2 separate regions of the Homo sapiens genome follow, and region 1 is linked to region 2. The links are chromatin loops, found by intact Hi-C in ENCODE. Cell type or tissue: mammary epithelial cell. All regions are shown on one strand. Region 1 overlaps DNAI7 (dynein axonemal intermediate chain 7). Region 2 overlaps BCAT1-DT (BCAT1 divergent transcript).

What was found. A loop is a pair of places that touch in the nucleus more often than their neighbours do. Peaks named below come from ENCODE experiments on the same cell type or tissue, not always from the same donor. Only the 100,000 strongest peaks of a DNase experiment are listed, where the experiment ranks them.
Region 1: it touches region 2 in a loop (12-fold over the local background); 3 of 110 quality-filtered maps call a loop at or near these places.

What each region holds. Positions count from the first base shown.
Region 1 is chr12:25,152,468-25,157,467 of GRCh38, forward strand. It overlaps DNAI7 (dynein axonemal intermediate chain 7), which reads right to left. Exons shown (of 16, transcript NM_018272.5): 5 at 2,844-2,945; 6 at 1,852-1,989. Among named protein-coding and RNA genes, the nearest start is that of DNAI7, 40 kb to the right of the region's middle. In mammary epithelial cell, a CTCF peak has its summit at 2,801 (motif pointing left); no DNase peak of the experiment used is centred here.
Region 2 is chr12:24,957,894-24,962,893 of GRCh38, forward strand. It overlaps BCAT1-DT (BCAT1 divergent transcript), which reads left to right. Exons shown (of 3, transcript NR_199054.1): 2 at 2,161-2,279. Among named protein-coding and RNA genes, the nearest start is that of BCAT1-DT, 11 kb to the left of the region's middle. In mammary epithelial cell, a CTCF peak has its summit at 2,530 (motif pointing right); a DNase peak (open chromatin) is centred at 2,558.

The DNA of each region.
Region 1 (5,000 bases), 190 kb after region 2:
GGTGTGCCCCAAGAGGGCACGGAAGCTCTACACTCCTCCCTACGGACCTCACCCCTTGTATTTCTTCATCTAGTTTTTCACTTGTATCTTTTGTAATATCCTTTATAATAAACCAGTAAAGGCGAGTAAATGTTTCTCTGAGTTTTGTGAGCCATTACAGCAAATAACCTGACCAATGGCTTGTGGCTGATTTATAACAGGCTGATCAGAAGTACAGGTGACAAGCTGGGACTTGTGATTGGAAGTGAAGGAAAGGGCAGTTTTGTGGGACGGGGGTCTGCACTAGCTCTAAGTACTCAGTACCAGCACTGGATCGAAGGACACTTCAGTAGGAATCTGGAGAGTTGGATAATTGGTTGGTGTGAGAAAACCCCACATACATTTGGTGTCAGAAGTGTTAAAAGTATAAACGCTAGTTTTTCGTTTTACTTAGAATTTCTTGAGCTTCCTGAATGTGAGGATTCACATCTTTCATCAATTCTGGAAAATTTTCAGCCATTATCTCTTTGAATATTGTCTCTCTTCCATTCTTCTGTATCCCTTCTTTTCTTTTTTAGCCCTTGTTACTCTATAATACATGCCTGTCAACTGCTCTTTCATATTTTCTATCTCTTTGTCTCTGTGCTGTCTTCTGGTAAATTTTCCAATCCAACTTTTGATTCACTCCTCATTAAAAATTCTTGGCTAGGTGCAGTGGTAATCCTAGCACTTTGGGAAGCTGAGGCTGCTGGATCATTTGAGGTCAGCAGTTTGAGACCATCCTGGCCAACATGGTGAAACCTCATTTCTACTAAAAATACAAAAATTAGCCAGGTGTGGTGGCACATGACTGTAATTCCAGCTATTGGGAGGCTGAGGCATGAGAATTGGTTGAATCCGGGAGGTAGAGGTTGCGGTAAGCCGAGATCACGCCACTGCACTCCAGCCTGGGTGACAGAGCGAGATGCCGTCTCAAAAAATTAATTAAATAAATAAATAAATAAAAATTCTTAGTGGAGACATTTTTGTTTCTTATTCACTAAGCTAAAGATAAGCCAAACGCATCTTATCTCCTTTTGCACAATAAATTTTTCCTGTTATCCATAATGTCTTTTGAGGCTCCCAGCCATACAGGAGTCTCTGGTTCAACTTACCACCTTGTATGTACTCTAGGCTTTGCCTCCTGATGGCCCTTTGAACCAATGCTAAGCCATAGCAGTTAGCTAGCTAAGCCACTAACTAGTTAGCTATGAAGCCATGGCTTCAAGACCTTCTTACTTTCTGGATTGTTTTATGGCCTCTAAGGTTTTACCTTACTTTTTTTGATTAAAGCAATGAATTTAAATTTTTTTTAATAAATTAGTTTTTTTTCCCCCAGTATTTTTAAGTGCATTGTAAAGTGGCAGCTTCTCAGGCTAGTCTAACCATCCTATTTGCAGGAACAAAAGTTAGAATATTCTGATTTGTCTTTGTACCCCCACTGTCTAACAGAGTGTATACCTGGCACCTAGTAAACATGAAAAATCATGGGTACTAAATTACTGAACAGTGGATATTCCAACTGAGGATAAAATTACCCACTACCCCCACCCGAGTTATCTACATGAATGCATGCAACTTGATTTTTTTTTCTTGATTAGACAGACAAATAATCAATGTTTTATGATATGCTGACCTTAGCTAATATGGCAAGGAATTCTTAGGACTTGTAAAAAAGAAAAAAGAAAATGAAAAGATTACCAATTACTTCTTTTGCTAAGGGTTCAAAAGCAGTAGTGTTATTACTTGGCAAATGATATATTAATTTTTATTTTGAGTTAATATCAGACTATTTGTAATAGCCAGTTTATAGGAAAATGCATAAATACCTACATTTAGCACTACTTTACTCTTCTCAATCACTTCCTCAAAAGTCTCATTTGTTTTCTCTTTCCACAAACTAATAAACGTGTTCATTTCTTGGGCTACTGAAGGATCAGGACTCCCATCACATTGAATGTAGTGCTTCCACTGTGGAATAAAAATGTTTAAAGGTTCACATTGATGAAGATTCAACCAAAGATTAAATGACTTCTTTTTTGAAGGTGAATTTTTATAACCTAGTTTAACCAACTTAGATAAAAACATGATGGCTTTAACCAGTAACTTGAGAGAGCTCTAAAATAACCAAGTTCTTCTTTATCCAAGTAACTTCTAATCCTTAATATTCAGATACATAGAAGCACTAAAATACTTTCACATTTTTATTTTTAAAGCATTATTTATAAGTAGTTTTGTTTTGCTTAGTTTTCCTCTCTAATCATAGAGCTGCTTATTTGCAAAGGCCAACACTTAGGCTAATTTCTACTTCCCAAGTTATTACTAATGTCTAGTTGCCACTGGCATTTTAGTAGAAGGCCTTCCATTCATTTTGTAGTTTATGCAAATTTCACATTTGTAATCATATTGTACTGTACTTAGAATTTTTCACTTGATTATACCACAATCTTTAGCCATATTATAATAGTTTTTCATTTTTCTCCTGATATTCACCTATATTATTTCCAAAGTTATGCAGTTTTGAGCAAGACTAGATTGCCTTAAGCACAAAGCTTTTACGTTTTAATTTAGCATAATTTCCCTAAGTATACATTCCCAGCAATTGAGTCAGAGTCAAAGAATATAAACATTTCAAGGACATTATTACTGACAAATAGCTTTCTACAAAGTTATGTTAGTTTACTTTGCCATAAGCAATCAATTTGTCAGATGAGAGGGTTTTTTAAAACAGAAAAATTTAGTTTCTTTTCTTGGCATCAAAATTGGACTACACCTCCCTCTTGTGGTGACAAAGGTATTAGCTAAAAAAGAGAAATCAGTCCTACCTGAGAAAGCAATTTAGTTTCCTGTTTCAATTTCTCTGCTTCAGGAAAACACCTCTCTAATAAATAAAGTTCTTCAAGTTCTTCATTTCTCCTTTCTAGATCCTGTTGCACAAGGACAGATACATTGATCAGCTCTTTAATTTTAACTTTATGTTTCACAAGTAGCATCTAAAACTGACGTGGCTAAATATATAACTGCAGTTTCAAAATGAATATTAAAATTAGTTTGAATATAACTGATATCTCCAAAAGGTTTCATCTGAAACAGTGGCTTACAAAGTGTGATCTACAGACTCTTGATGGGTACCTAAAACCTGGGATCTGTGAGGTCAAATCTATTTCCATAATAATACTAACATTATTTGACTTTTTCATCGTGTATCTATTTGCACTGATTGTGCAAGATGGTGTGAAAGTGCTGATGTCTTAGCACAGATCAGACAGTGACCCCAAACTGTACTACTTCTAGGGGGAGAGGTGAAGGGAAGGAGCCAGCTTCACAAAAGAATGCCCGGATGGATGGGTGCAGTGGCTCACGCCTGTAATCCCAGCACTTTGGGAGGCTGAGGCAGGCGGATCACTTGAGGTCAGGAGTTCGAGACCAGCCAACATGGTGAAACACCATCTCGACCAAAAATACAAAAATTAGCCGGGTATGGTGGCGTGTGCCTGTAATCCCAGCTACTCAGGAGGCTGAAGGGGGAGAACTGCTTGACCCTGGAGGCAGAGGTTCCACTAACCCAAGATCGCGCAACCGCACTCCAGCCTGGATGACAGGGCAAGACTCTAAATCACGTTACAAAAAAAAAAAAGAATGCCCTGATGAAGAGGTGAAAATTATTAATTGTATTAAATCTGAACCCTAAGTACATGTCTTTTTAATAGCCTGTTGGATAAAATGGGAAGTCAGCATAAAGCTCTTCTGCTGCATATCGAATGACAATACTGTCTTGAGAAATATCACTTGTGCAATTATTTGACTAATTTGGTAGACATTCTCTCAAAAATGAATGAATGGAGTGTGTCACTTCAAGGATACAACTCAAAATATCTGTTGCCAATGACAAAATTCAAGCTGTCAGGCAAAAATTCAAATTTTAGAAAACTTGTATCTATCACTGTAAGCTTGAAAGTATTCCGATCTTTAAAAACTTCTGATTTGGGCCTGGCGTGGTGGCTCACATCTGTAATCTCAGCACTTTGGGAGACAGAGGTGCATGGATCACAAGGTCAGGAGAGTTCGAGATCAGCCTGGCCCCATCTCTATTAAAAATACGAAAATTAGCCGGGCGCGGTGGCGGGTGCCTGTAATCTCTGCTACTCGGGAGGCTAAGGCAGGAGAATCGCCTGAACCTGGGACGTGGAGGTTGCAGTGAGCCGAGATTATGCCATTGCACTCTAGCCTGGGTGACAGAACAAGACTCTGTCTCAAAAAAAAAATGAAAAAATCTTCTGATTTGGTTGGTGATTATACTAATGTATGTGATTTTTGATAATGAATAATCAATTACATCAACATTTGGAAGCAAATAATTCAGTAAACCAAAACTTTTCAAGCAAGCAACACATGATAATGCCAAATCATGTATGAAAACAAGATCTGTTCAGAGGGTAAGATAGATCAATGTTTTAAAATAACAGAGTATGAATAGTTGACTGATATGGTTTCATATTCCACATTAAGAAACTACAACTTGGCCGGGCGCAGTGGCTCACACCTGTAATCCCAGCACTTTGGGAGGCCGAGGCGGGTGGATCACGAGGTCAGGTGATTGAGACCACGGTGAAAGCCCGTCTCTACTAAAAATACAAAAAACATTAGCCAGGCGCAGTGGCGGGTGCCTGTAGTCCCAGCTACTCGGGAGGCTGAGGCAGGAGAATGGCGTGAACCCGGGAGGCGGAGCTTGCAGAGAGCAGAGATTGTGCCACTGCACTCCAGCCTGGGCGACAGAGAGAGACTCCGTCTCAAAAAAAAAAAAAAAAAAAAAGTTTTGATACAGTATCAAAGAAGAATATCCACAATTATCAGAAAGGCTATTAAAATATTACTTTTTTTCAATTGCATATCTGTATAAGGCCAGATTTTCCTTATATGCTTCATACAAAACAACATATTGCAACAGATGGAATACTGAAATAGATATGAGAATCCAGCTG
Region 2 (5,000 bases):
TCTCACCCCATTCTCTTCTTGTTTTAAATGTTGTATACAGATAAATGTTTCAGAATGCTGCCACCAACCATCCTGCAACCATGAGTGGCAAGCCCAAGACCAAAAACCAAATATTGAGGATGGCAAAGAAAAAAGAAAGAGACTGGACTGTTGGGGACATCACTGAGCCACTTTGCCAAACCTGGAGTTGCCTACCTTCAAAAGTTTTGTTATATGACATAATTAATCTTTACTGCTTTGCCACTTCTGGTGGAATATTTTATTACTATCACCAGAAGCATTTCTTGGCTTCAATAACACACATACTCCAGTGTCACCTGCTTCAAGAGCACTCTACTCATAATTCTGACTAATGTACATTTCCACATGTCTGACCCAAAGGCATGTATAACTCAGTAGACTTTTATCGTATATATAATTAACTTATATTTACTCTTAAATCCTTCTCTGTGTGTGTGCATGTGTGTTTGTATGTGTGTGTGTGTCTTGCTACTATGTGTTGCATGCTTGGTAGACTCTTTTTGAATTTTCTTTGTTTTGTTGTTTTTTTTTTTTTTGAGATAGAGCCTTGCTCTGTTGCCCAAGCTGGAGTGCAGTGGCGCAATCTCAGCTCACTGCAATGTCCGCCTCCTGGGTTCAAGCAATTCTCCTGCCTCAGCCTCCCTAATAGCTAGGATTACAGGTGCACGCCACCATGCCCGGCTGATTTTTGTATTTTTTTGTAGAGATGAGGTTTCACCAGGCTGGTCTCAAACTCCTGACCTAAGGTGATCTGCTGGCCTCAGCCTTCCAAAGTGCTGGGATTATAGGCATGAGCCACCAGGCCCGGCCTTCTAGCTTTCTTAATAACAACACTATTAAACCAGTATCCCAAACAACAGTCAGTCAACATTAGATCCTACCTTTCCTGAACTCTCTTCAAATCTGATCATTTATAATGTCCCTTTATTATTACAAAGATTCCCCTTTATAATTTCTTAAATTTGTCTTTCGCTCTTCACACTCATTAGAATATCTTATTTCAAACTTCTGTCATCTCTCCTTCAGCCATTAGCTTCTTTTTTTTTTTTTTTTTAAAGACGAAGTCTTGCTCTGTTGCCAAGGCTGGAGTGCAGTGGCGCAATCTCAGCTCACTGCAACTTCCACCTCCTGGGTTCAAGCAATTCTCCTGCCTCAGCCTCCCGAGTAGCTGGGAATATAGGTGCCCGCTACCATGCCTGGCTAATTTTTGTATTTTTAGCAGAGACAGGGTTTCACCATGTTGGCGAGGCTGATCTTGAACTCCTGACCTCAGGCAATCCACCCGCTTCGACCTCCCAAAGTGCTGGGATTACAGGGGTGAGCCACTGCGCCCGGCCCAGACATTAGCTACCTAACTGGTATCCTCACGACATTTTGACATATTAACCTATCTTAGCCTTATTTTCCTTATCTGTAAAATGGGGAAAATAAAGCCCATGGTTTTCATGAGTATTAAGACTTAATATGCATGAAGTAATCAAAATAGTGCCTCGCACATAGTAAATGTTCAATAAATATAAGCTCTTATTATCATCTTCGATCATAATGCTTTTTAAAATTATTCTATGAGATTTTTTTTCTACAAAATAAAACACTTTTCACTCAATCACCATTGCCCAAATACTCTTCCCTTTACCCAAATCAAATGTACTGATGGTTCTAAAGATAATGCTTAGAGCATACTGAATTAGGTTCAAGTCACTCTCTTTTATGTCCTCTCCACACTATTATTTATTACCTACTTAGGCTCTCTCTTTTAAAAAGATGAAGGTTTCCTTATTTGGTTCACAAGTTTCCTCTCTATCCAGAACCTTGCCATTATCTTAGGTCTTCAAGTGAGGACCAACACCTAGAATCTGGATGATCTTTATTTCTACTCTACATAAACCATTCGTTTCCATAGTTATACCCTTGACTTCTGCTAAAGATGCTCTCCCCCAGGTCCCACCCAAGATCTACTGATTCATAATTACTGGGGAGTAAGGTATAGGAGTAAAACACAAACATCTGCATTTTAGTAACCACCTGAGATACTGATATATTATTGTGCATACCAAAGTTTAACACAACCGAACTAGATCTTTTCATCTCCCAGAATTACTGTATCTCTAAATTTTTCATTAAAACATTATCCTTCAGGAGGAAGAGGCAGAGCAAGACGGCTCAATAGAAGCCTCCACTAATTGTCCTCCCCACTGGAACACCAAATTGAACAACTATCCACACAAAGAAGCACCTTCGTAAGAACCAAAAATCAGGTGAGTAATCACAGTACTTGGTTTTAATTTCACATCACTGAAAGAGGCACTGAAGAGGGTAAGAAAGAAAGATGGTCTTGAATTGCCAATACCACCCTTTCCTCATCCCTTGTCAGAGGCCATATGGCATGGAGAGAGATTCTATATGCTTAGGGGAGGAAGAGCACAGTGACTGTGGGACTTTGCGTTGGAACTCAGTGCTGCCCTGTCAGCAGAAAGCAACACTGGGCAAAACTCAGCCAGCACCAGCAGAGGGAGCATTTAGATCAGCCTTAGCCAAAGATGAATCACCCACCCCAGTGGTTGGAACCTGAGTTCTAGCAAGCCTCACCACAATAGGTTAAAGTGTTCTGGGGTCCTAAATAAATGTGAAAGGTGGTCTAGGCCACAAGGACTGTAATTCCTGGGCAAGTCCTGGTGCTGTGCTGGGCTCAGAGCTAGTGGACTTAAGGAGCATGTGACCTAGTGAGAAACCAGCCAGGGCAGCCAAGCAAGTGCTTGTGCCACCACTCCCCTAACCCTAGGCAGCACAGCTTGCAGCTCTGGGAGAGACCCCTTCCTTCAGGCTTGAGGAGAGGAGAGGGAAGAGTAAAGAGGGCTTTGTCTTGCAACGTGGATACCAGCTCAGCTACCATAGGATTGGGCACTACAATAGGATAGGCAGAGTCTTGATGGCCCCATTCCAGGCCCTAGCTCCCAGAAGACATTTTAAGCACACTCTGGGCCAGAAAGGAACTCACAACCTCAAAGGGAAGGGCCCAGTCCTAGAAGAATTCAACACCTGCTGACTAAAGAACCCTCCTTGGGCCAGGCCAGGTGCAGTGGCTCACGCCTGTAATCCCAGCACTTTGGGAGGCTGAGGCGGGTGGATCACGAGGTCAGGAGTTCAAGACCAGCCTGGCCAACATGGTAAAACCCTGTCTCTACCGAAAATACAAAAAATTAGCTGGGCATGGTGGCGGACGCCTGTAATCCCAGCTCCTCGGGAGGCTGAGGCAGGAGAATTGCTTGAACCCAGGAGGTGGAGGTTGCAGTGAGCCAAGATCACGCCATTGCACTCCAGCCTGGGTGACAGAGCAAGACTCTGTCTTGGGGAAAAAAAAAAAAAAAGAAGTCTTGGGCCCTAAATAATCAGCAGTGGTACCCAGGCAATACTTGCCATAGGCTTTGAGTGAGACTCAGAGATGTGATGGCTTCAGATATGACCCAGCACATTCCCATCTGTGGTGGCTACAGGGAGAGACTCCTTCTGTTTGAGAAAAGGAGAGGGAAGAGTAAAGGAGACTTTGTCTTATAGCTTAGGTACCAGCTTGGCCACAGTGGGGTAGAGTACCAACTAGACTCTTGGGGTCTCTGATTCCAGGTTTTGGCTTTTAGACAGTATTTCTGGACCTGCCCTGGGCCAGAGGGGAGCCCGCTTCCCTGAAGGAACAGACTCAGAACTGCCAACATCACCAAAAGCTGACAGAAGAACCCTTGGGCCTTGAGTGAACATCGATGGTAGCCAGACAGTATTTGCCATAGGCCTGGGGTGGTGGTGGTCATGGGGAGAGACTCCTCTGCTTGTAGAAAGGGGAGAAAAGAGTGAGAAGGTCTTTGCCTTGCAGTTTGGGTGTCAGTTCAGCCACAGTAGAATAGATCACCAGGTAAATTCCTAAGGTTTCCAACTCTAGGACCTGGCTCCCAGAGGGCATCTCTAGTCATGCCTGGAATCTGGAGAGCTAGTCACTCTTGAACAAAATTCAAGATAACACAGGACACAAGCCCAGCTGGCTTCACCACCTCTTGATTGTAGAACCCTGGGGTCTTGAACAAACATAGGCTGTCACCAGGCAGTGGTTACAGTGGGACTTGAGTAAGACCCAGTGCTGTGCTGGCTTCAGGTCTGACCCAGCACAGTCCCAGTGGTGGTGGCCACAGGGGTGCTTATGTCACCTCTCCCCCAGCTCCAGGCGGCTCAGCACAGAGAGAGAGACTCCATTTGTTTCAAAGAAAGTAAGGGAAAAGAACAAGGGCTCCTTCTGGTAATCCAGAGAATTCTTGCAGATCTTATGCAAAACCACCAAGGCAGTACCTCTTGAGTCTGCAAGAGCCATAGTGTTATTGGGCTTGGGATGCCCCCTAATGCAGATAAGTCTGCAGTAAACAAAAACTTAGATCCCAACACCTAACTCTCTTTGAATACCTGGAAAGCTTTCCCAAGAAGGGCAGGTACAAACACGCCCAGACTGCAACAACTACAATAAATAAAATAAATACCTAATTTCATGAATGCCCACACATCAATAAGCTCCACAAGCATCAAGACCATCCAGGAAAACATGAATCCACCAAATGAATTAAATAAGGCACATATCTCTGGAGACACAGAGATATGTGACCTTTCAGACAAAGAATTCAAAATCGCTGCTTTGAGGAAACTCAACAAAATTCAAGATAGCACAGAGAAGGAATTCAGAATACTATCTGATAAATTTAACAAAGAGATTGAAATAGTTAAGAATCAAGCAGAAATTCTGGAGCTGAAAAATGCAATTGATATACTGAAGAATGAATTACAGTCTCTTAATAGCAGAATTCATCAAAAAATACTACACACATGAAGGAGAAATAAAGACTTCCCTAGACAAAGAAAAGCTGAGGAATTTCATCAACAGTAGACCTATCCTATAAGAAATATTAAAGGGAGTTCTTCAGTTTGAAAGAAGAGGATGTTAATGA